2 separate regions of the Mus musculus genome follow, and region 1 is linked to region 2. Evidence: chromatin loops called from intact Hi-C (ENCODE). Cell type or tissue: gastrocnemius. All regions are shown on one strand. Links, peaks and the distances in the headings refer to the core of each region. The heading gives the core; the rest is flanking DNA.

Region 1 (11,403 bases), core at 3,404-11,403, 310 kb after region 2:
AGCTGATGGTCTTGCTTCCACTTCTCTCTTGCCTGCCTCAGGCATCAGTAAGCCCTGGGTTGCCCCAGGCCCTTGAGCCTACTGTCTGCAGGCTTCTGCTTGCTACCTGTTCTATCCCCGTTCTCTGGTATGGTAACAGAATCTAGCCCTGCAGGCAGAGAGAAGAGGGATGGAGCAGAGAGTATTTCCCTTGTGGCCAGTTTCATGCAGCCTTGGCACAGGATTCTCAGGATATGTTTTGGGGAGTGGATTTGTCTCACTGATAAACCACCATTGAGACACAGTGCTGTGTTTTAGATTATAGAAACCACTTTGGGCTGGTTCACTCTGCAGGGGACATGTGAAAGGGCACTTCTGACTTTCAGGCCTGCTGCTCCAAAAGCTTTCTGGTTTACTTTTGTAGCCCAGGCTGCCCTCAAACATACAGCGATTTTCCTGCCACAGCTATTCAGTTTGCCAACTCTTCTGGTCAAAATCAAGATGAGTCTCAGCTTCCAAAGGCAAAAAACAAAACAAAACAAAACAAAACAAAAAAAACAGCCTGGAGCCCCTCACTCCCACAGAGGTGCTGCAGCCTGGAGCCCCTCACTCCCACAGAGGTGCTGCAGCCTGGAGCCCCTCACTCCTACAGAGGTGCTGCAGCCTGAGCATCTCAGGCTGGCCTGCAGTCAGCCTCAAGGGCATAGAGCCCTGGCACTTAGGGGTCAACCCTGCTTGCTTTCTGTCCCAGGCAGGAACCGTGGGAGAGTGCAGACTGAAGGCTCCTCTCCTCTGCCTGTGTAGAATTTGAGCTGTTATTTGAAACTCCCTGTTCCTTATTAAATGGCTGACCTAATTTTTCCCCTTTATCTCTGTAGTGGTGAAGATCCAAGAAGGGAAGACGACTGTAGTAAGTATCGCTGCATTGGCCACTCACGACCTCCTTAACGTTCGGAGCCGCCTGGCTGCTCCTCTGAGGGATGGATGGACAGGGGCCCAACGTGGACTCCTGGCTCCAGGATCTGCTCCCTCTGAGACCATAAATCCTTGAAGTCTACTATTTCTTGGGCTGTGTGCCGTAGTGTTTTAATCAGGAACAGTCACTGGGCCTGTGCTGCTGAGGTATCTGTCACTTGATTAAAGTGACCTTTGTATGACAAAGTCTCAGAGGCCTTTACTAATATGTTCTCTGGCAGGTGATAAATCAGTTTCCCAAAGGGGAAATTAAGGCGGCATTGCAGGCCCACGGAGCCAGAGTTAGTTGGCCCAGGGCCAGGGGCCTGCCCTTCTGATCCTTGCCTTCTGTCTGGGATGACTTCGTACCCTTAAGTGATGCGTTAAGAGGTGGCAGGCCCTGGCCCCCAATCTTACTAGCTGGCACCCTGGCTTGTCTCTTGGTAAGAAAGCTGGAACGATTCTTCCTCCCATACCCCCCTTTCCCTCACTGAGCCCATCTCACCTCCCTTGGGAGTCAGTCATGGGGCCTAGATTATCCTATAATCCTTAAAAGACAACCTTGTTTTCACATGGCCTTCTATCCCTCCAAGAAATTCTCAGCCACCTCACAGAGCTCCCAGAAGGCTGGAGAACTTCCATGTGGGCCAGGGGCTTAACCTCTCTGGCAGGCAGCCAAATATAGTCTACCCTAAGACAGCCTTATCCCCGGGGAAAGCCAGTCATTCTTCTCCCAGAATACCTCCCTGGCCCTTCCGCTGGCTAGCATCGCCCAGTTCTTAATGTTTAGGGGACTTCATGTCCTTAAGGCACTTTTCTATTCTCTGATTAAAACCTAGAGAAAAAAAAAAAAACCTAGAGCAATCTGGGCATGATTGTGCATATCAGTAATCCCTGTACTTAGAAAGTACAGAGTTCAAGGCCATCCTCTGCTTTATAGTGAAATCCAGGCAAGCCTTGCCTCCGTGAGACCCTGTTTCAAATGACAAAAAAAGCTAAAACAAGCATTTACCCGATAAACTCAATGCTGGAGAAAAGAGTGACATCAGCCTGTTTTGTTTTTGTTTTTTAAGATAGGGTCTCTCGGTCTGTGTAGACCAGGCTGTCCTCAAACTCACAGAGATCGGCCTGTGTCTGCCTCCTGAATGCTGGGAGTAAAAGCGTATGCCATCACACCAGCTGATATCAGACTTTTGAAGTAGCATATTGCTTCTGCTTTTCTGGGTACAGAGTGCTCAATGCTAAAGAGAGCGTCCCCCTACCCACCGCATCCTCTCCTAACCACCACATCTCCCCCTACCCACCGCATCTCCCACTACCCACATCTCCCCCTACCTACCGCATCTCCACCTACCCACTGCATCCCCTACTATTTCAAATGCTTCCTGGGTCCAGCCTTTCTTTAGCTCATTAGGATGCCTGTTCGTCTGTTGGCTGTTTCTGCTTTCCCTTGAAGACCCTGGCAGACCATGTTTGGCTCTCTCAGCTGCCATCTTCAGACTCTTGAGAACTAACTAGTTCATCTCCCATAACAGCATCTCTCTGTTAGGCATTCAGAATTGAAGGCTTACTCCCCAGCTATCGGTGCTGTTCACATTGGCTTGTAAGTGTAAAGAGGTTTTTTCATGTGAGGCACGGATCTGCTGTTAATAGAAGGCATATGGAGACACTGTGGCTCTGGGGTAAACCCATGCATGCCTTGGTCAGGTGCTACTGTGGCTGACTGTGGGTGTGTGTCCTCCAAAATAAGATCCGATGCCTGCTGCACGTAGTTGTGGGAGTTAAATCGACTGGTATATGCGAGCCATTCTTAGCACAGCACGAGGTGAGCAACAGTGAACCAGTGAATGTTAGCTCTCTCCTGCGGCCCTCAGGGCCCCTCCCAAGGCCTCCCATGCACCTTCAGATTTTCCCTGGCCCACAGCTTCTCTCTGACGTGTTTAGAGTTGCCGTAGTAGAAGCGGGGGTGGGTATTGGTGCCTGAAATAACTGAGCAGAACTTCTAGCCTCTGTCTCTTGGCCAGTCCCAGCCCCAGTACAAGATTACTTTTGTCCCAGTGCCTCTCAGATCCATCCCACTATGCTCTCAGGCTCAGCATCAGAGAGGCCTGCTAAGGTCCCCTGCAGCTGAAGCTGACTCCCAGATCATTGCTTTAGGGCACGTAGCCATTCCAAGGCTAGGTCACAGGTTATATCCATGTTGGGAAGGTCATGTCACATGTGGCCTCTGCAGAGTATTTAAAAGGTGTTCTCCAAAATGATACAAGTGAAGAGAATTACAGTCCCAGAACTTACTCCAAGTATGAGGCCAGCCTACTCTACATTCTGAGTTCCAAGCCAGCCAAGGCTATCTAGTGAGCACCTGGTTGTTTTTAGAGGAGGGCATGTATTGTGTTTGTCTGCTGCAGTTTTCTGTGTTTGCAGAGGAAGAAGGACGTGGCAGTGCACACAGACGCCTGCTGATCTTGCTGTTCTCGGGGTTTCTCAGCTGCAGAGTTGGCTGGTGTTCTTTGTTGTGAGGGCTTCCCTGTGTATCCTTGCTAGATGTCCATAATACCCCTTCTTCAATTGTGCAGTCACAAATGTCCCCAGACATGGCCAGAAGGAGTGTGGGGCACACATAGGGCCTCTAGCGTAGACTTTGTTCTTTTCCATGAAGCTGGAAACAGTGCTCTCTGCAGATAATGCACAGAATGGCGGACGTTTTATTTGAATAGTACATCTATCTCTATGCCATTTGGAACTTTTTTCATATGTGTGTAACTAGCTGTCTGTACGTGTACATATGCATGTTTTTCATATGTGTGTAACTAGCTGTCTGTATGTGTACATATGCATGTTCTTCATATGTGTGTAACTAGCTGTCTGTATGTATACATATGCATGTTCTTCATATTGTGTGTATCTAGCTGTCTGTATGTGTACATATGCATGTTCTTCATATGTGTGTAACTAGCTGTCTGTATGTGTACATATGCATGTTCTTCATATGTGTGTATCTAGCTGTCTGTATGTGTACATATGCATGTTCTTCATATGTGTGTAACTAGCTGTCTGTATGTGTACATATGCATGTTCTTCATATGTGTGTAACTAGCTGTCTGTATGTGTACATATGCATGTTCTTCATATGTGTGTAACTAGCTGTCTGTATGTGTACATATGCATGTTCTTCATATGTGTGTAACTAGCTGTCTGTATGTGTACATATGCATGTTCTTCATATGTGTGTAACTAGCTGTCTGTATGTGTACATATGCATGTTCTTCATATGTGTGTAACTAGCTGTCTGTATGTGTACATATGCATGTTCTTCATATGTGTGTAACTAGCTGTCTGTATGTATACATATGCATGTTCTTCATATGTGTGTAACTAGCTGTCTGTATGTGTACATATGCATGTTCTTCATATGTGTGTATCTAGCTGTCTGTATGTGTACATATGCATGTTCTTCATATGTGTGTAACTAGCTGTCTGTATGTGTACATATGCATGTTTTTCATATGTGTGTAACTAGCTGTCTGTATGTGTACATATGCATGTTCTTCATATGTGTGTAACTAGCTGTCTGTATGTGTACATATGCATGTTCTTCATATGTGTGTAACTAGCTGTATGTGTACATATGCATGTTCTTCATATGTGTGTAACTAGCTGTCTGTATGTGTACATATGCATGTTTTTCATATGTGTATAACTAGCTGTCTGTATGTGTACATATGCATGTTCTTCATATGTGTGTAACTAGCTGTCTGTATGTGTACATATGCATGTTTTTCATATGTGTGTATCTAGCTGTCTGTATGTGTACATATGCATGTTTTTCATATGTGTGTAACTAGCTGTCTGTACGTGTACATATGCATGTTTTTAGAGGCCAAAAGAGAGCATCAGATTCCTCTGGAACTGGATGCTGGGAAACCAAGGCCCTGTCCTGTACAAGAGCAGGACATACTCACAACTGCTGAGATGTCTCTCCGGCCCCCATTTGGAACTTTTAACCACATGCATCTGTCTCTTTTCCCAGAGGCAGGAGAAGCCTAGGGTTCAGATATTTTATTGTGGCTTGTTGAGGAAGGAAGACAGGATCCAGCAGAAACAGCAAACCGTTCTTGTAGTTCAGCAGTTCTCAACCTGTGGGTCTCCACCCCCAGAAGACCATCAGGAAACACAGATATTTACACTGTGATGCAGAATAGTAGCAAAGTTACAGTCATGAAGTAGCAATGGAAATAATGTTATGGCTGGGGGTCACCACAACCTGAGGAACTGTATTAAAGGGTCGCAGCATCAGGAAGGCCAAGACTACTCTCCTAGTTACCAGCTTCTATGTCTGTCTGTGTTGTCATTGCTGTTTTGTCTGGTTTGAAGCAAGATTCTTACTGTATAACCTCTCCTGACTTGGAACCTAATACCGTGTAGCCCAGGCTAGCCTTGAACAGTTTTCTTGCCTCTACCACCTGGTGCTGGGATTACATGTATTCTTCACCTGTCTGGCCACCAAATCACATCTCTATGGCCAAGGCCCAGCATATAGTAGATACAGAAAATCTCCACCGTGCAAGCAGCCCTGTTCGTTGCTGCCATGAGACCCCCAGAAGTAAGCCTGACTGGCATTCATGCAGGGTGTGCTCAGAGTTGCAGACCTGCACATCTGATGTCTGACCCTGGCTCTCACACTGGACTTTTTTTCCCTGCTTCTTAGATTGAAGGCCGAATCACAGAAACTCCCAAGGCGACTCCAGATCCCCCTAACCCCTCAGGCCAGTGCCCCATCTGCCGCTGGAACCTGAAGCACAAATATACCTATGAGGTAAGTGTGGCTGTAAAGACCATCCCCTGCATGCTTTGGGGTCTAGAGCCTCTTACCTTGAGCACTGTCCTCCCTATATATAGTGACAGCTGCATTCTACAAGGCTATCAGAGGCAGCACTTTGTCCAGTAGCTGTCAACCCTGGTCATGTGGTAGCTTGAAGAAATACTGGGCTGAGGGCTGGAGAGATGGCTCAGTGGTTAAGTGCACTGGCTGCTCTTCCAGAGGACAAGGTTTCAGTTCTGAACAAGTGTGGGTAAGCGCTGTATAGATCAAGTTCCAAAGAATCCATTACCCTTTTCTGGACTCCACAGGTGTCGCATGTACACGGTGCTCACACATACATGCAGCCAAAACACCTGTATGCATAAAATATGGTGCTGGAGTGATGGCTTACCAATTAAGAGTATTTGTTTCTCTTACAAAGGACTTTAATTCAGTTTCTAGCCTCCCACATGACAGCTCACAACCACCCAGAACTCCAGTTCTAGAGTAGCCCGTGTCCCTTTGTCCCCCAGGGTAGTGAGAAGCATGCGACTTGCATCTACACAGAGAGAAAAACCACTTGGCCTCAGACAGACCCAATCAGCAGTCCTCACTGGCTATGGGGCTATGGGGCTGGAAGCCACTGACTGCATCTGTAGCCTTGTTTGGAATGGTACGGGTAGTTCTCATGGGGATGGAATCAGGTCTGAGTTTGGCTCTCCTCCCTTTAGGTAATGAGGTGGTTCACAGTGTGATCTGCAGACACACTCTAGTCTCCACAGTGGAGCTCCAGACTCCACACCACTCAGTTCTCACCAGCCGTCCCACCCCCCTCTCTCTGAGGAGTGTGTGTCCATGTGAGGGCACAGATGCCGTGGCACAGGCATGGGGGTTCAGTTCTCTCCTTCCTGTGTGTGTGAGTGAGGATGGAACTTAGACAGTCAGGCATGGCGGCAAGGACATTTACTGGCTGAGCCATTTACTGGCCCTTAGACTTCTGATTAACCTCATGAAGGAGAGACTTCCTCTTCCTTGCTTTGCAATGAGGGACTCTCAAGTATGAAGAAGTTAATGAATGTGCTGCAGTCACCCAGCACTAAGTATCAGAGCTGGGCTTCAAGTCGGAGGTGCCCGGTAGAGTCCATGTGCTAACTGCTACCATGCAGTAGATAAGACCTGGCCCTGGACACCCCACACTTGTTCTCGAGAGTGCTCACTGGTGACATGAACACTCTATTTTGGGGTTTCAGGTGATTCAGGCTCTGGGCCAGTTTGACCTGTGTTGTCCCAGTTCCCCCTTTAAGGTCCAGGATGACTAAGGGCAAAGATCCTGGTCAGGTGATAAGACCAGGAAGATCTGGACAGAGAACAGAGTGACCCAACTAATCTCCTGGGCGGGGAGCCCTGGCTTCAGTCCACCCCCAGACGCTCCCCTGCCCTGGGCCCTCTCAAGTGCCGAGAGCGTGCCGCAGAAGCCTGAGACCAGAGCTTCTTCCCATGGATGTCAGTGAATACACAGGCATGCGGTAATCTCAGCTGCAAATGGGGAGGGAGCCTATGCCCACACCTGCCCAGACACCGGGCACTCTGCTACTGGCCGTTTCCAGGAAATTGAGTTGACTCTGTTTTTCCAGGAGAAGAAATCTAATTCTTTCCGAGGTAAAGGCTAAAGTTGTTTTCCCTTTTCCCCTTTCCACTAGGAGCACTGTTGGCCCAGGCTGTGTGCAACTGTTGGCTGGCTTGGCAGCCTGCAGTACAGAGTCTGAGGGTACAAGCTAGCCTGTTAGCTGTGGCTTAGTGCAAGTCTTGTTACCTGCTTCTGATGAGTGTAGGGCTGAGAGTTCCGGGCTCGGCTCCCCAAGAGCTGTTTAGTGATTAAAACAGATTTGCAGTTGTACAGCAACAGCAGCGAGGACAGCAGACTACCAAACAGACAGCGATTGCGGAGGCTGACATTGGGCCCTGGCAAGGGCAAGTATTAACCCTTTGAGCCATTTGTGGTGGAAAAGAGAGTTTGTCCTTTTTGCTAGACTTATCCCACATAGTTTGTTAGGTGTGGGGTGCTACAGGGAAGCCTAAGGACCCCTTCCCTGCAGGATAACAGGACTTAGGAGACATGGACTGAACCTCACATCTGGCTCCCTCCCTCCCCGCTCTAGCACCTGAGCAGGAACAGCTGTCTCTGCACTCCACCTGCACCATCTCCATCATGGGACTGAGATAAAGCAGGCATTCCTCTCATGGAAAGACTTTACATATCCCATCTCAGCAGAGAATGGCCACCAGGCATCTTACTACCAAGAAAGACTGGTGGTAAAACGCTCACTACAGCGTTTCTGGTCTCATCTGATGCTGTCAGAACATTTTGGGGACAGCACTGGGAGCCCTGTGGAGCCCACGGAGCCTGTGGTCCAGGTTCCCAGCATGCAAGCAAGCCCAGCTGACCCACATTCCTATCCTCGGTTTCCACTAGGATGTGTTGTTGCTCAGTCAGTTCATCCGGCCTTATGGAGGCATGCTGCCCCGGCGGGTCACAGGCTTGTGCCGGGAAGAACACCGAAAAATCGAGGAGTGCGTGAAGATGGCTCATCGAGCAGGTCACAGTACCCAAGACTCAGAGGGGTGGTGGGGACTCCAGTTCCTCTTCCCAGCCAGCTGTCACAGCTAGAGAGGGGGTGAGCGCATTCACTTGTGCGCACACACAGCCACACACACAAATACGCCCCACACTCCACACACACCCTCCTCCCCACTCCCATGGTCTTTACCCCTGGCCCTTTCAGAGCTGTGAAGACTGACCCCTCATGTGTTCTTCCTTCCACACAGGTCTGTTACCAAATCACAGACCACAGCTTCCAGAAGGATGCTTACCAAAGGATAAACCCAAGCTCAACCGGTAAGAAGTCATGCCTACAGTTAACCCAAGCTTTTCAGGGCCTATGGATCTCATTGCGTTCTAGGGGAGCTTGTCCCATGGGTCTCACAGCAGCCCGAGAGAGCTGGAGTGTTGCTTGGCTGCGCCATTCCCAGCCACCACACACCTGAACCTTTCCTGCATGGCTGTACTGTATGATGTTTGCCACCGTCCTGGCCCAGCTCCCTTCTCCTTCTGTCCTAGAGGGCCTTGACACAGGGGCAAGGAAGCTGCTGGTGGGCCTTAGACTGTGTCAATCCCTGTTGATGATATCACACTGCACTGGCTGCTATGGGGAAGTCAGAGCATTTCTACAAACTTAGATGTCCCAGCTCTCCAGCACTGGGGTCATTACAGGGCAGAGCAAGGCCTTAGCCATGGGAGGACTGTCTGGGATAGGGTGACATACACAGCATTGCATCAAAGCAGCCTGCATAGTCAGTCACCAATGCCCCTTGCAGTCATGCAGTTAACAGCCCACATAACTGCTATGTCACCGAGTTATCCTGAGGCCTTAGGAGGACAGATTCAAGTCGGGCCTCCAGCTCCAGCAGGCTAGGCAGGCCCCTCCAGTGAGAGCAGATTCTCACCTAACTCAGACAGCTGTCCTGTTGCAGGTTTCCCTCTCCCTGACATAGGCCTCACAGGCAGTTAGATCTATAATAGCCCCCTGTTCAGCAAAGAGCTGGGTCTTTAGAATTGATTTTGCGGTTCTTATGCCCCTGACCTCCAGTGTGTCAAGCTGCCTCTGGTGATAGTGAGGAAGAGACACTCTGCAGGAAGACTGAGGCAGAGCAAGACTCCCCAGCTCCAACAGACCTGTGCAGAGATCCTTGCCACAGCCTAGGTGGAGGCTGGCAGACCCGGTTGCTAAGCAGAGAGTGTAGGATAGGGTAATATAGGCTTGTGTCTTTGTGCCTTGCCTCCCTCATCCCTAGATACTGAGCCCAAGCTGAACTGGGCTAGGCTATCTGCCAGCAGCCCCAAGGAGTAGGGCATGCTCTGGTCCGTTTGGGGTTGAGCCCACCCCCAGCCCTGGCTTTTTAAGAGACAGCAGCAAGCCGGAGGCCACAATCCATCCTGCCCTCGGGCCTTTGAAGCCAGGCCAGGCTCCCTCCCTTACATCCGGTGTCCGTTAGTGTGACACAGGATTGATGATGTGTGGGGGCTCTTGAGTTGCAAAAGGCCATCCTGGGGGAAGGGAAGGCCTGGCTCAGGAGGTACTGATCTCTGTACGCTGTGATTATGCCCAAAGGTCCCTGGCTGCACTCAGGGGCCCTGCTCACTCCTCTGTGTCCTCAGCACCCTGGTACAGCATTGTCTTCTCCAGCAGAGGGGATAGTATCCCCTCTCCTCTCCTGTGCTTAGCACACAGGTGTCCAGGCCAGGCCCAGCTCAGGAGAGGTAGGAAGGGGCTGGTTTAGGAAAGCCTGAGTTCTCACTAGAGCCAAGGTGCCCGCAGAGAGCTGGTTGAATGCCCCCAGCCTACACCAGTTAGCTAGCTGCTCCATGTGGCACAGATGCAGCCAAGGCTCACTGAAGGAGAGCTGAGGAGGAAAGCTCTGGAGACGCTGCGCAGTCGGGCTCTTCTCAAGTCCCTGAGTCCTGATGAACACCTATACCATGGGCCTGTATATGAACCCCATCTTCACCTCTCCCTCTGAGGGCTAGGAGAGGCCAGTGAAGGGGCTAGCTGGAGGTGACGGAACTTATGCTGGGCTAACCTGTTGTCTTAAAACAACTGACCATAGAAACAGCAGCCCCTGTGCAGGGGGTACCCCAGTGCAGTGTTCGTGGGTCCAGCCAACTAGGGAAGGCCTCATCTTCCTACCTCCTGTGCCCAGCACACACCTCTGCCCAGGTCAGATGCAGGACGGACCTCCCGCAGCTTTCCCTCTGCATGAGGCTCACAGCTCAAGCTCCAAAGAACCATGATAGAAAGGCGTGAATCAGCAACCCTCTGTCAGCCAGAAGATGTCAGCCAAAAAAAAAATTTTAATTTCTGCCAGGAATACTAGTTTTTAAAGTAAAACTTGAGGGCCTCTAGAGGCAGCCAGGGCAAGCCTCAACCTCACATAGAACACAGGAGGACCTGGCCTTTGTGGTTGAACTCTTGAGTATGAAGGATGGGCCTTCCTGATCAGGAGCCAGGTTTCATTATGAACAGAGTAAACCCCAGTCTTGGTGCTATGACCCACTCTTCCAGGAACAGTCAGAGCCTAGGCTATCCCCAGAGGAGGCCAGAGGGCCATGGGTGGCCGCCATCTTTCCCTGGCCCCTCCTACTTACAGAAACCTGCTGGAACACAGCACTGCTGTGTTCATCCCTTGCTTCCTATGGGGTGAGGGATGGGGTCCTGCAACGATTGAGGTGCCCTGGGAAGTCCCCTGGAGGCTAGGAGATCTAAAGGAGCCAAGTGGGATGAGTGCAGGCCTTCTCCAGCCTTCTGTCACATTCCTGTCTCCAGCGTCAGGCCAGAGACCTGCGTGACAAGCAGGATTCTTCTCTGCCTTCCTCCTGCAGTGTGGATGTACACTGACAACTCTTAAAGGTCAAGGGGATGGGCCTGGGCTGCCAGACTCCACCTCAGCCCTGAGTACACACACTTGTAGCCGCAAGAGCCCAGCCCATCTGTTTACAAAACAGCAGTCCCCTCCCCCAAAAATGCTTTGCCTTTTGAGAAAGGAAAACTGGTGAGGGAGGCAGCACAGCCCCAGGGGGCAGTGTCCGGCTCTTCCTGCCCCAGCAGGCAACC
Region 2 (11,767 bases), core at 2,598-10,597:
GCTCTCCAAGCTGTGGTTCCAGGAGCACACATATGCACGTGCTCCTAAGCACATGCGCGCGCGCCCACACACACACACACACACACACACACACACACACACATACACGCACACACACGTGCACTGTCACTACCACAGGCAGTCACACTAGCAACAGCACCTCCCTAGGCTTGTCTGTACACACACACACACACACACATACACGCACACACACGTGCACTGTCACTACCACAGGCAGTCACACTAGCAACAGCACCTCCCTAGGCTTGTCTGTACACACTCACACACATCCACACCATCCACACCCACACACCATCCACACCCACTCAGACATGCACATTTACACACCTACGGCTATAATACTGGTGTGTGTTTATTAGGACCCGTATTCCCAGTGCCTGGGAATGTGACTTTATATGGAAACAGGTTCTTCGGAGACTGCAATCAAGTTAAAAGGACATCTTACTGGACAATGGCTGGTGTACTTAGAAGGAGAAGAGAGACTTAGAGATGCAGAAGCACAGAGCTGCACACAGAGAGAAGTCATGCAAAGAGGCAAACTCGGGGGTGATGTGACCACAAGCCAGGGCCTGCCAGCAGCCCACTAGGAGCGAGGAGACGGTATGGAGCAAGCTTCCCTTAGCCTTTGGGTGTTCGGAGCATTAACCCTGTGTAGGCCTTGACGTTGGACTTCTGACCTCCTTGACTGTAGGAGGATATTTTTTTTTTTTTTTTTGATGTTTGAAGCCATCGAGTCCGTGGTGATTTGCATGGTACCCTAGATGATGTTGGTGACATTCTGTTTGGGGCTACGGTCTCTGTCCCCCGCTTTCTTGAAAGTGATTCAGGGCTCTAAAGATTCCCATGGCTCAGAATAGATCAGTTAGTGTGTTAGTTTTAGTTTTGCTTTGACCAAATATCCCAGGAAACCAGCTGAGAGTGGGGAAATTTATTCCGTTCATGGTTTCTGGGGTTCCTGTCCATCACAGAGGGGAAGGCATGACAGGACAGAACAGCGCCTCTGGTGGCCTTGACAGAGAAGGAAAATGCTCAAACTAGCCAGCCCCTTGCCTCCCTTTAAACCACACCCGGGCCTTTAGGCTGTGGGGTGGCACTGCCCACATTGCGGCACCTCCTTCAGTCTTTAGCCAATCCTTTCTGGAAATGCTCTCAGAGATACACCTAGGAGAGGATTTTAATAATCTCCTTGGTCCGTCTTAATCCAATAAAGTCAACGACTGAGATCAACTAGCCCAGTGATTTTAATCTTCTTCTTTCCTAGAATTCTTAGCCAGGGCCACTCTCTTAAAAGGATGGGCTGACATGAAATAGATCCAGAAATGGTGGTAGATTAACCCAAGGGAACACTACCCAGCCATGAAAAGGGAAGAGGGAGAGTCAGGAAGAGCTGACGCAGGGACAAACACCCTACGGTTCTTTTAATTTGAGTTCAAAGACACATAGAGGCTTGATAGAGTCTCCAGGAGGGCCGGAAACACCCTGTTTGACCTTGATAGGGAAGCTGACATATCCATCTGTAAAAATCCACTGAGTTGTGCAATTTGATACCCAGGAAATGGTTGACCCAGAAGCTATTGGGAGGTGTTTTCTGGTGACATCACGGTTGAAGGCTTGGTCTAGGAACACTGGGCCTTGGTTATCTTTTCGTGAATATAGGAGAAAACTCCGCTCGAGCGGAGAGTTGGCTGACTTACATACACACATAGGTGTACACAACTCCAGCAAGATGGCTCACTGGGTAAAAGCCTTTGCTGTACAAGCTGGCCATCCTGAAGTCTAACAGTGGGAGTAGAGAACAGACTCCTGAAGACTGCCCTCTGACGACAATTGCAGCGTGTGTGTGCCAACACTTCCTCATACATGCACAAATAATAATTAAAAAAAAATGCTACCTCTACCCAAAAGTACACACACATACACATACAAAAAGACCAACCTCATCAGTTCTGAAGAGAACAGGAAAAATCAAACCCCAACTGGTAAAAAAGAAAATATTTACTGAGCTGGGTATGTAACTGGGAGAGTTCTTGCCTAGCAAGCCTGAAGCCCTGCGTTTGATCCCCACCAATGCACAAATTGGGTTTGTGCAGCACCACCTGTAATCCCAACCCTTGTGGGGCAGAGGCAGGCGAATCGCTTCGAATTCAAGGTCGTCCTCAGCTACGTATTGAGTTAGAGCTAGCTTAGGTTACATAAAACCCCTCTCTCAAAAACAAATAACCTCCAATCTTATAGATTTTGTGATATGACACACAGCTGGTAGCTTTGAGGGGTGCAGGCTTCGTTACAATCAAATTGAGCCCCCGAGGAGCTGAGTGAAACCCGCAAGGCCACACAGGAAACTCAACAGAAGGGACCTGACACAGTCCCCTCAAGGATCCCAAGGACAAGGTGACCTCTTCCCTTCATGTAGGTTTAGGGATTTTGCTGCAGGAGGAGCCGGTATCTTCACTAATTTCCTGCAGTAGCTGGGAGGGGGCTGCTGACATGGCTACCCCTGTTCCATCCCACCCTAGGCTGAACACAGGGCCCCTGACATGGTCTATCACAGTCTAGGATAGTCCTTGTGGTTCTAGGACCAGAGGTGAGGAGGTAGTGGACGGGGGTCTGGATGGAAGGTCATTGTCTCTGCATTGGCGTTTCTGGGATCTCGGGGTAGTGGGGTGGAGGGGGTAGGCATCCTCCTTCCTGGCCGGGCCCTGGTAGAGCCACATTGCTTGTGAGTTCTTTGGACCCTGCTCTTTTCCAGGAGGAACAGCTGAGACAGGGGCTCCATTTGAGGACATGGGGAGGATCAGAGTGCGGGGTGGCTCAGCTCTGTCCAGGAGTGGGTGTACCCTGCCTCGCTGGCTTCACTACCTCGAGCTGTGTCATATGATGGGGCCTGAGGTGACAGGTGTAACGGGAGATTTTCCTAGCCAGCCCTCTGATTATATTAAGCTCCGTGTCCCCTGCTTCCAGGACTCTCCCTCCTGCCCTAGGGACTCTGCACTTGGACTAAGGAATTGTCACTTGTACCCAGCCCTACCCTCCTAACGTGGAGGCATGGGCTTAATGAGGTCAGTCCAGCAGGTAGGGTGGGGACATGGAATATTTAGGCTCTGGCAGCAGAGGTGCTGGCACGGCCTCATCACCCTCACAGTAACCGCCCACGCATCATCCAGGCTCACAAGGGCACAGGAATAGCAACTGAAATATGCAGCTTATACAGCCACCCCGTGGGTCCCCAGGCAGCCTCAGGGGTCCCCAGGACTCTACCATCAATCACCCCATAACCTTGCTCGGGGGCCCACATCTGCACCTCAGCCACCACCCAAGCATCCGTGCATGCTTGCACACCGGTGTACCTGCATGGAGGCCACCCACCCCTGTCTTCTATTCCCTCTGAGCCCCCGATCTGTGGCTGAATTGGAGAGCATTTGGGGGACTTCAAAAGGAATGAAGTCTAAGGCTGTACGCCTTCTCTATATAGAGAGAGCTCAGATCCTATGGGCTCCCTATCCTTCCACCAGTGGGACTTACTGCCCGGGGCAGGGAGGAGGCCCTGAAAACTCTGCCTTCTCCCAAGGGTGGGGACAGAGGCAGGTTTGGGGTTATTAATAACCGTGCTTCTGACTGGAAAGGCCTGTGCAGAAGTCCCTGCCATAGCCAATTGGAGAAGAACTTTCCAGGAAAGCAAGCTTTCCTCTGGTTCCAGGATTATTTCCACTCCTGACTTCACCTCTTTGGTGTGTAGGGCTCTTGCCAGGCTCCACCAACTGGCCGACGGGCTTGCTGTCACCTGGCAGCTGGCATCCACCTTGGCTGCCACCCAGAGAAGGTCACACTGCATGTGGGTTGTGGGGCCGGCATCGGGGCTATTTTCTCTGTCATGTGGCTCTGTGCCTCCTCCCTGCCCAGACTGGAGCCTGCTGTGTGAGAGTGCATGGCCTGTCCTGGCCCACCTACTCAGGGCATCGGGACATTGTCCTGGCACCTTGCTCTGCAAGGGCAGGCAGCTGACAGGCACTGGGGCCAGAGAACTGAGGCAAGTTGATCGTCTGGCTCTTCCTGCCTTTGTGACCTTGAACAAGCAGGACTTGACTTCTTTGTGGCTTGATGTCACATTTGGTAAAAGGGCTCAGCCACAGTTAGCTTGCAAGGGCTAGACGTGAGCAACTGTGAGGGGCTGCCAGGGAAAGGGTTCATATCTGGCTCAGTCACCTTTCTCATCTGTGTCACTACTGTGGCTGTCTCCAACACCTCCACCATTAACCCCACACAGTACTGTCACCAGCACCTCCCACCTCTGTCTACCATATCCATATGGCTGAGACAACTGCAGCTACTCCACGTTGCTACTCCACGAACACCAGCCCACAGTTGCTATGGCCAAGGTCATGTGAAATGAGGCCTGTCATGTGATTCTGCACCATTGGGAATGGTTTATATAGTCCTGCTTCCTTCCAGTCCAGCTGTGAATCTCATACCGTTTCTTTCATTGGCCCATGAAACATGTGACCCAGCTTCAAGTGTCCCCACCAGTGGCTGTGGTTATGTGTGTGTGCACACACATGCTCACACTCACACACTCATAGTTAAAACTAGTATTCAAAAATCACCCTCTACTTATTTATTTTAAAATTTTTGGAAGTTTATTTGTTTTATTTTATATATATGAGTGTTTTGTTTGAATGTAAGTCTGTGCAGCACTTGCATGCCTGGTGCCCATGAAGGCCAGAAGAGGGACTTGGAACCTCTGGGACTGAAGTGATGGATGGTTGTGAGCCACCATGTGGATGCTGGGAATCAAACCAGAGGTCCTCTGTAAGAGCAACAAGTGTTCGCTCTTAATCACTGAGCCATGTTTCCAGTTCTATTTCACTAACTTGTTTTTTTTAGAAAATGTATCACTATGTAGCTCTGGCTAGCCTGGAACTCACTCTATAGACCAGGCTGCCCTCAAACTCACTGAGATCCATCTGCCTCAGCCACCACACCCAGCTTTCAATCTCTTTTCCTTGCCCACACACAGGACAGGTTCTGCCATTGGCGGTATGACCTTAGACAAGTCACCCTGTCTCTTTGTCATAGGACACCATGTGCCCTCGAGGCACAGTGAGGGGCTCCTGAGATGGGGGACTTCAGGACTCAGAAGGGACAGAGGGACAGCTTTGCTCGCTGGCCTCCAGGCAGCTCCGTAGCCTGGTGTTATTATTGGTTTTCCCCTCTTGCCTGTTTGGCATGAGACTTTGCCCTTCCAGTGAAAATTGAAACTAATGACCATGTTCTCATCTCACATGAAAGTCTGTGGAGAAGGCAGGTGTCTCCTATCTGCTCTGGGAAGGTGTCCTTGCACACTAGGTAAGAGTCAGGTTCTGGGTAGAAAGGGCCAAGCAGAGAAGACAGCCATCTAGAGCTCAGCATGAATCCTAACCTCGACAGCCGAGCACCTGTGAGCAACTGCCTCATCTGCTCATCTTTGAATGCCCTGTCTCAGTTTCTCTCTCTGCTTGGTGGGTCCTGTGCCGGCCCCCAAGAGGCTATTACCACTGGCTGGTCGACCCTGAACTATGGACAGCCAGAATAGCCTTTGGGTTCCCACCCTTCCCGGCAGACTAAGACAGTCCTGGCTTAGCCTGCTTCTCAGAGTGGGTGAAAGAATCGGAGTGGTGGGAGCTGCTGCAAGCCCAGAATTGAGCCCCGGGCAAGTTACAGGAGCAGCTAGTAAAGATTAAGCCCAAGCCAGAATCCACTTAGCCGGACCTGAGAGGGTGTCCTGGAACTGGGTGGGGCTGAGGTCAGAGGGGAAGATGGCCAAAAGGCCTCCACCCACAAGTCCATCCCGGGACTCTCTCCTGCAAACAGCATCATCTGGAGCAGGGCCGCTGCAGCTGGAGGAGGTGGGAGGGTGTGGCCTACGTGCGCTCAGGCTTTCCCAGGCTCCCCCAGCTCACTGATGTCCCTGCAGCTGCAGCCACCCAAAGATTCCCTCCACCTCCCTCCAGCGGTGGTGCCCCGGCCGTGAACTCTCAGGGAATAAACAGGGGCAGAGCTTGCAGAGTGATGAGCACGACAAACCGCCCCCCCCCCGACAATGTAAACTCCCCAGATATATTTATGTTGTCTGGTCCTGGTCCGGGGTCCTCTGTCCGGTCCAGAGGTGTCACACCATGCGAATGTCACTTGTACAAAGAATCTGGGCTCTTCCACCTAGTGGTAGGAGAGGCAGGGAGAGACTCAGAGCATCGTGGGGGTGACTGGAGCTGGGAGCTCAAGGTGGGTGCTGCAAGCTAGAGCCTGGCTCTGCCCGGAAGGAGCCCCCAACTACAAGCTAGAGTGTGGCAAAGAAGACATGGAGCAGGAATGAGTCTTGCTACAGTGTTGCCTGAACCGTGCCTCTAGACAGCTGCAGACTGGGATCTTAAGAGGATCCCTAGCCTGGACAGTGACCTGGGTCACTCTGTGGCCTTCCAGGGCCAGTCTTGGTCCTAGACTCTAGGGTCATATGGCCTGGGGTTCTGTCTAACTGACAAACGCCCCTCAAGACTCCAGTTCTTTCTTTACCTTTTAATTGCCCTCTCAGCTGGGCACCTTGCCAAGACTCTTGTTCATATTATCTCATTTAAGTCTCACACTGGTCGGAAGGCAGGAACCACCGTTTCCTCACGACCAAGGGGAGTCTGAGGAGTCAGACAGATGCCCTGAAGTGATGGAGGCGGAACCTTCCAAGTGTCAAAACTTCTTAGCCCTAGAGAGCTAGAGACGGATGACCAGGAACCCTGGTAAACTGTCTCTAGACTGTGCCAGAAAGCAAGAGAGGCCCGGTCCTGCCCTGAAGGAGCCCAGATTAAGTGGGACACAACCCCATCTGGGAGATCTCTAACCCTGAGTGCTGTCCTCAGAGAGACCTGGTCTGAGGGAGACACTGTCTGACATCAGTCGGCTCTAGCCTGAGAAAGACAGGGCCTGCCTGGCCTCAGAGATTGCCAGTTTGAAGAACACACAGGGCCTATCCCCTGGGAACGTTGAGTCTTAGGGGGAGCCCCAGACCACAAGAAATGACTGACCACACACTGGGGAGGCAGGTGGAGCCAGAGGGCTTTGCAGAGCTGGAGAAGGAGGAGTTTGGCAAATGGTGCACAGCTTTCTGTGGCCCTGGAGACCAGTGCTGTGTTCCTGCAAGGTCCTGATTAGGAAACAAGGTTCTGCTGCCCCCTGTGCCCCCCTCTCCTGGCTGGAAGGATGTCCTGGCCATGCTCACCCTGCCTGGGAGGAGCAGGCAAACAGTACCCTGTGACAAGCAGGCCACTGGGAACAGAATATGTCTTGGGAATGACACCCAGGGAAGGCTATTTTCATCCGGGAAGTCTCCTGCTTCTGATGCTCAGCCCAAAATAACCAGGTTCCTACGGGGACTGTCACCATGGGCTGTCACCAGCCACCTGTAGCACCTAGTTCACCATGGTCAAGTCAAATTCCTTTTTTTTTTTTTTTTTGTTTTTGGATGTAGAGCTGACTTCCCTTCAGACGTCCTTAGGTAGAATCTCTGTTTAAGAAGCCCTGGAATGGTAGGGTTATAGCTCCAATACTTGAACTGGAGAGGTTCGGGGGACTTTTTAACTTCCAGGTCTGCAGCCTGCTTACCTGAAGAGGGTTTTTTTTATTTTTTTGGAGGGGGGAGTAAGGGAGGCAGTGGGAACAGGGTAGAGTCAGGTGGCTTTTCACCATCCGTGCTGTGACTTGTGTATGGCTGGGAAACCAGATCTTCTCCACATGGCCAGTGGGTTCACTGGAGCCTGGCTGTACCTGGCAGTGCCAGGCTGCCCTGCTGCTGGCCACATGGCCCCTGATGGGAGGGTTCACATGTCCCAGCACCAGCCAGCCACCTGCTGCTTCCTACCTCCCAAAATAGGGAAGGCTGGCCTTCTCCCCTTACTACCCATGTCTCGGCATGGGGCACTCCCTCCTTCCTACCCTGCACCACCATGGGAGGCGTTGAGGGATTGACCTTCAAGCCTGACTTTCCTCAAAGCTGGTATCTTGATGTGGCTTATGGAAATTGTTCAGATTCTGGACTGGCTACAGAATTGGGGGCTTCTTGTAGGAATTAGTGTCCTGCATTAAGAAGTACCCCACATTCTCTTCTCTTCAGCATCCAACACAACTCAAGGGGCTTGGGCTGTTGACCCGAGCAGTGTGTGTGTGTGTGTGTGTGTGTGTGTGTGTGTGTGTTGTATGTGTATACACACATCTTTGGAGTTTGTATGTATGTTGCATATGTGTGTGAATATATGATCATGTTTGCCCACCTGTGTAGTAGTTGTGCATGAGTATATACATGCATTTGGAGTTTGTGTGTGTATAGACATTTATATTTGTGTATGTGTGAGTGGAGGCCAGAGTCTGACAATGGATTTCTTCTTCAGTGGCCTGTTGTTATGAAGAGGGTCTCATTGAACCTGGAGCTCAGTGATTCAGAGACTCCGGCTATCAAGCAGGCCCCATGGGTCCCTCTGCCTCTGCCTCTCCAGTGCTGGGATGAGAGGCATTTATTACTGTGTCCAGCTTTTCATCTGAGCAGGGATCCAAACTCAAGTCCTGATGCTTGCCTAGCGAGCACTTGACTGACTGAGTCGTCTACCCAGCCCGAATCCAAGCAATATTAGCCTCTCTTTACTGAGGGTAGAAAAGGCTGAAGTACGCAGGCTGGGAAGGATGCCCCCCCCCCCCCGCAATGCATCCAGCTCCCCCCTATGACTCCTTTAACACACAGCAGCCATTGCTGAGTGCTTGATACCTGCGAGAAACTCTGCCAGCTCTCACCATCCATTCATGGGTTTCAGCTTCAATGAACCTTACCAAACGAATCTTTGCCGAACATCACACAGCAGGGATACAGAGGAGACGGTGTATCCAAGCCCAGGTCAGAACAATACCTTTCCCTTTTTCTTAAATACTTTTTTCTTACTAGAAGAAAAACCCAACTTTCAAACAGATAAGAGTAGTGTTGTGAACCTGCAGGTATTTACCACTGAGATAGAATAATGAACATTTTGCTGGATTTTATTTGCTGTGGGGGTTCTGAGCACATACAAACATATGCACACACATATGCAATGTTATGACACCGTGACCGGTCACCCCAATCACTCCAGAATGCATCTCTGCATACACAGTGGTCCAGGGAGACAGCTCAGTAGGTACTTGCTTGTAAAAGCATCAGGACCTGATCTATGCTTCCCCAGCACCCGAGTCAAAAGCTGGCGGGGGAGAGGCAGTGTGGGGATGCAGAGACAGGAGGCTGGCAGGGGAGAGGCAGTGCGGGGATGCAGAGACAGGAGGCTGGCAGGGGAGAGGCAGTGCGGGGATGCAGAGACAGGAGGCTGGCAGGGGAGAGGCAGTGCGGGGATGCAGAGACAGGAGGCTGGCAGGGGAGAGGCAGTGCGGGGATGCAGAGACAGGAGGCTGGCAGGGGAGAGGCAGTGCGGGGATGCAGAGACAGGAGGATCTCTGGGGCTCACAGGCAGCCAGTCTGGCCTAAGTGATGGGCCCCAGGTTCAGTGAGAGACAGGGGAAAACACTTGATGTGAGCCTCTGGCTTACACACACACACACACACACACACACACACACACACACACACACACACACCCGAATGCAAACTGAGCCTTTTACTAAACTATCGTGGTATTCTCACGTTGAATGAAACCACTTTCTATTATCCTCTAACACACAGCTCATCATCCACTCTCCGAGTTTTCCCCTGGACTGCCACTAAGAAGGGATAAATAGGGTTTAGGGTAGGTCCCAGTCTCTTTCCTCTTCCCCTTGGGTAGGCAAAGTCTCTACATAGGAGAGCAGTGGGACTCTGAGGGACCATGGTGGACAGCAGAGGCTGTGAGAAGCCTCAGGAGGACCCCTACCCTCCTAGGATGAGGAGAGGGAAGGACATTCTGTGGCGTGCAAGAAGGGCTGGGGTGGCACTCAGCAGGCTTCTGAGACGTTGCTCTTGCAGCCAGGCATGGATGGTCACTTGGGCCTGGGAGCTCCACTTCCTGGGGGTCACCTCTCTACTCTTGGTCAAAGACGCAAGGCAGGAGCAGGCTCCCTGACTTCCATGCTCTTTGGCAGAATCCTGGGATAGTCAGGGGCCCCCAGGCGACAGTGTAGGAACCAGTTAGGAAGGGGTTCTGCTAGCTTCCTTCTTGTTCATGCACACCACAGCCCCCCTTTTGGGGGTGAGCAGGAAGAACCTATGTCAAGACAGGGTTTGGGAGAGTGTCTGTCATTTAACTTTAGCTGGTGGTAGACATGTTGAAAGCTGAACCAGGCTAACCTGGACGGGGCAGGACTGGCCTGCAGGTTTGTAGGGAGGTCAAGAGGACGGTAGAAGGGCGATGATGGAGTCACAGCCTGTCCTCAATAATTTGCAGAGGGGGCAGGGCTTGTCCTCAGGTTGCCCAGTGTGAGCACGCCCAATCAGAGTCCAGGTAGCTCTTTCACTTTCAGTCAGTCTCATAGCTATCGAGCTTCGTGGCAGAGGGCGGGTAATGGTCACCTGCCCCACATCAACCCACTCCAAATGTCTTACAGATTTCTGTCCGGTCCAGGAGGAGATGGGGTGAATTTCTGAGCAGACCATGGCAGGTTGATTTCTGCTGCACAGAATTACCAAGACTGCTTGGATCTTAGGGCTGGAGCCATAGCTCAGTGGTTAGGAGCACTGCTCTTCTAGAGGACCTGGGTTCTGTCCTCAGCTCCTACAGTGGCCATCTCACAACCTCCTGTAATTCCAGCTCCATGAGATCCGATGCCTCTAGCCCTGTAGGACACCTGGATTCATGTGGTGTGTGTGTGTGTGTGTGTGTGTGTGTGTGTGTGTACACATACACACAGAATTTAAAAATAATGAAAATAAAATCTTACAAAAAGAATGTCCTGTTTTCTTCTCTGTCAGGCTGCGTGTTTGCTTTGATGCTGGGATGCCGGCACACCACATGCATTCTCCTCAGGGAACGGAGAATGCAGTTCAAGATTGGGGGGGGTGTCTCAGCCTGTGACCCCTTCCCCCTCCCCCCCGCCCCGAGTAACAGTGGTGGCTGGGATGGATACTGTGGTTTTCCATCTCCTGTGTACCCAGACACGGCTGCAGACCTTGAGGAGTTGAGACGGTGGTCCGAGGGTCTACATCCCCCTACACGCCAGGCAGGAAGGGGATGGCTGAGCCCAGAACTAGGGTGGAATCTGGTTTGACTCCGAGCAAGTGCCAAAAGTCTGGAGGGGCTAGAAGAGAGGCCTTCTCCGAAGATTTAGGTGCAGCTTGGTCCTTTCTTGTCCAAACTGCTTTATTTTTATGGCAGATGTGAATGCCTAGTCTTACTCAGGGTGAACCAGGTATTAAATAGGTTTTGCGGGAAGGGATGCCCAGGAAGGGAAGCTCATTGGCTAAACACTCGGGGCCTGTCTAGATTCCTCATTAGCGTGGAAAACTCCAGGTTTTTAGGCTATGTGACCAGTTGCCATGGTCCTCTCAGTGGGGTGTCATGGTCACTTGTTCCAGGATTGGTAGAACCTGACGGGGAGCTGGTTCCACTGCCTGCTGTTTTCAATCATGAGATTTACCGGGGTTTTTCAACCTGCTTCAACCTTACCAGTTCTTCCGTCTGGTCCACGGTCCGCTTGCCCCACACTTGCCCAGGGTCTAGGCAGTAAATGGATGGCTCTAGCAAAGATCATATTGAGTGAGACCCTGAAAGACAAATGT

The links. A loop is a pair of places that touch in the nucleus more often than their neighbours do. Peaks named below come from ENCODE experiments on the same cell type or tissue, not always from the same donor. Only the 100,000 strongest peaks of a DNase experiment are listed, where the experiment ranks them.
Region 1: a loop joins it to region 2, with 2.0 times the contacts of the local background. A loop is called at or near these places in 2 of 42 quality-filtered maps.

The regions. Positions count from the first base shown.
Region 1 is chr17:46,117,083-46,128,485 of GRCm38, forward strand. It overlaps Mrps18a (mitochondrial ribosomal protein S18A), which reads left to right. Exons shown (of 6, transcript NM_026768.3): 2 at 858-889; 3 at 5,642-5,749; 4 at 8,208-8,331; 5 at 8,561-8,630. It also overlaps a transcript of Rsph9 not described here. Among named protein-coding and RNA genes, the nearest start is that of Mrps18a, 12 kb to the left of the region's middle. In gastrocnemius, for the core only: a CTCF peak has its summit at 7,435; no DNase peak of the experiment used is centred there; H3K4me3 peaks cover 973 bases; H3K27ac peaks cover 6,850 bases.
Region 2 is chr17:45,808,902-45,820,668 of GRCm38, forward strand. The region is part of intron 1 of Gm46607 (a long non-coding RNA gene); the gene reads left to right. Among named protein-coding and RNA genes, the nearest start is that of Gm35692, 14 kb to the right of the region's middle. In gastrocnemius, for the core only: CTCF peaks have their summits at 5,435, 6,208 (motif pointing left) and 7,081; DNase peaks (open chromatin) are centred at 3,831, 6,593, 7,107 and 7,845; H3K4me3 peaks cover 608 bases; H3K27ac peaks cover 6,147 bases.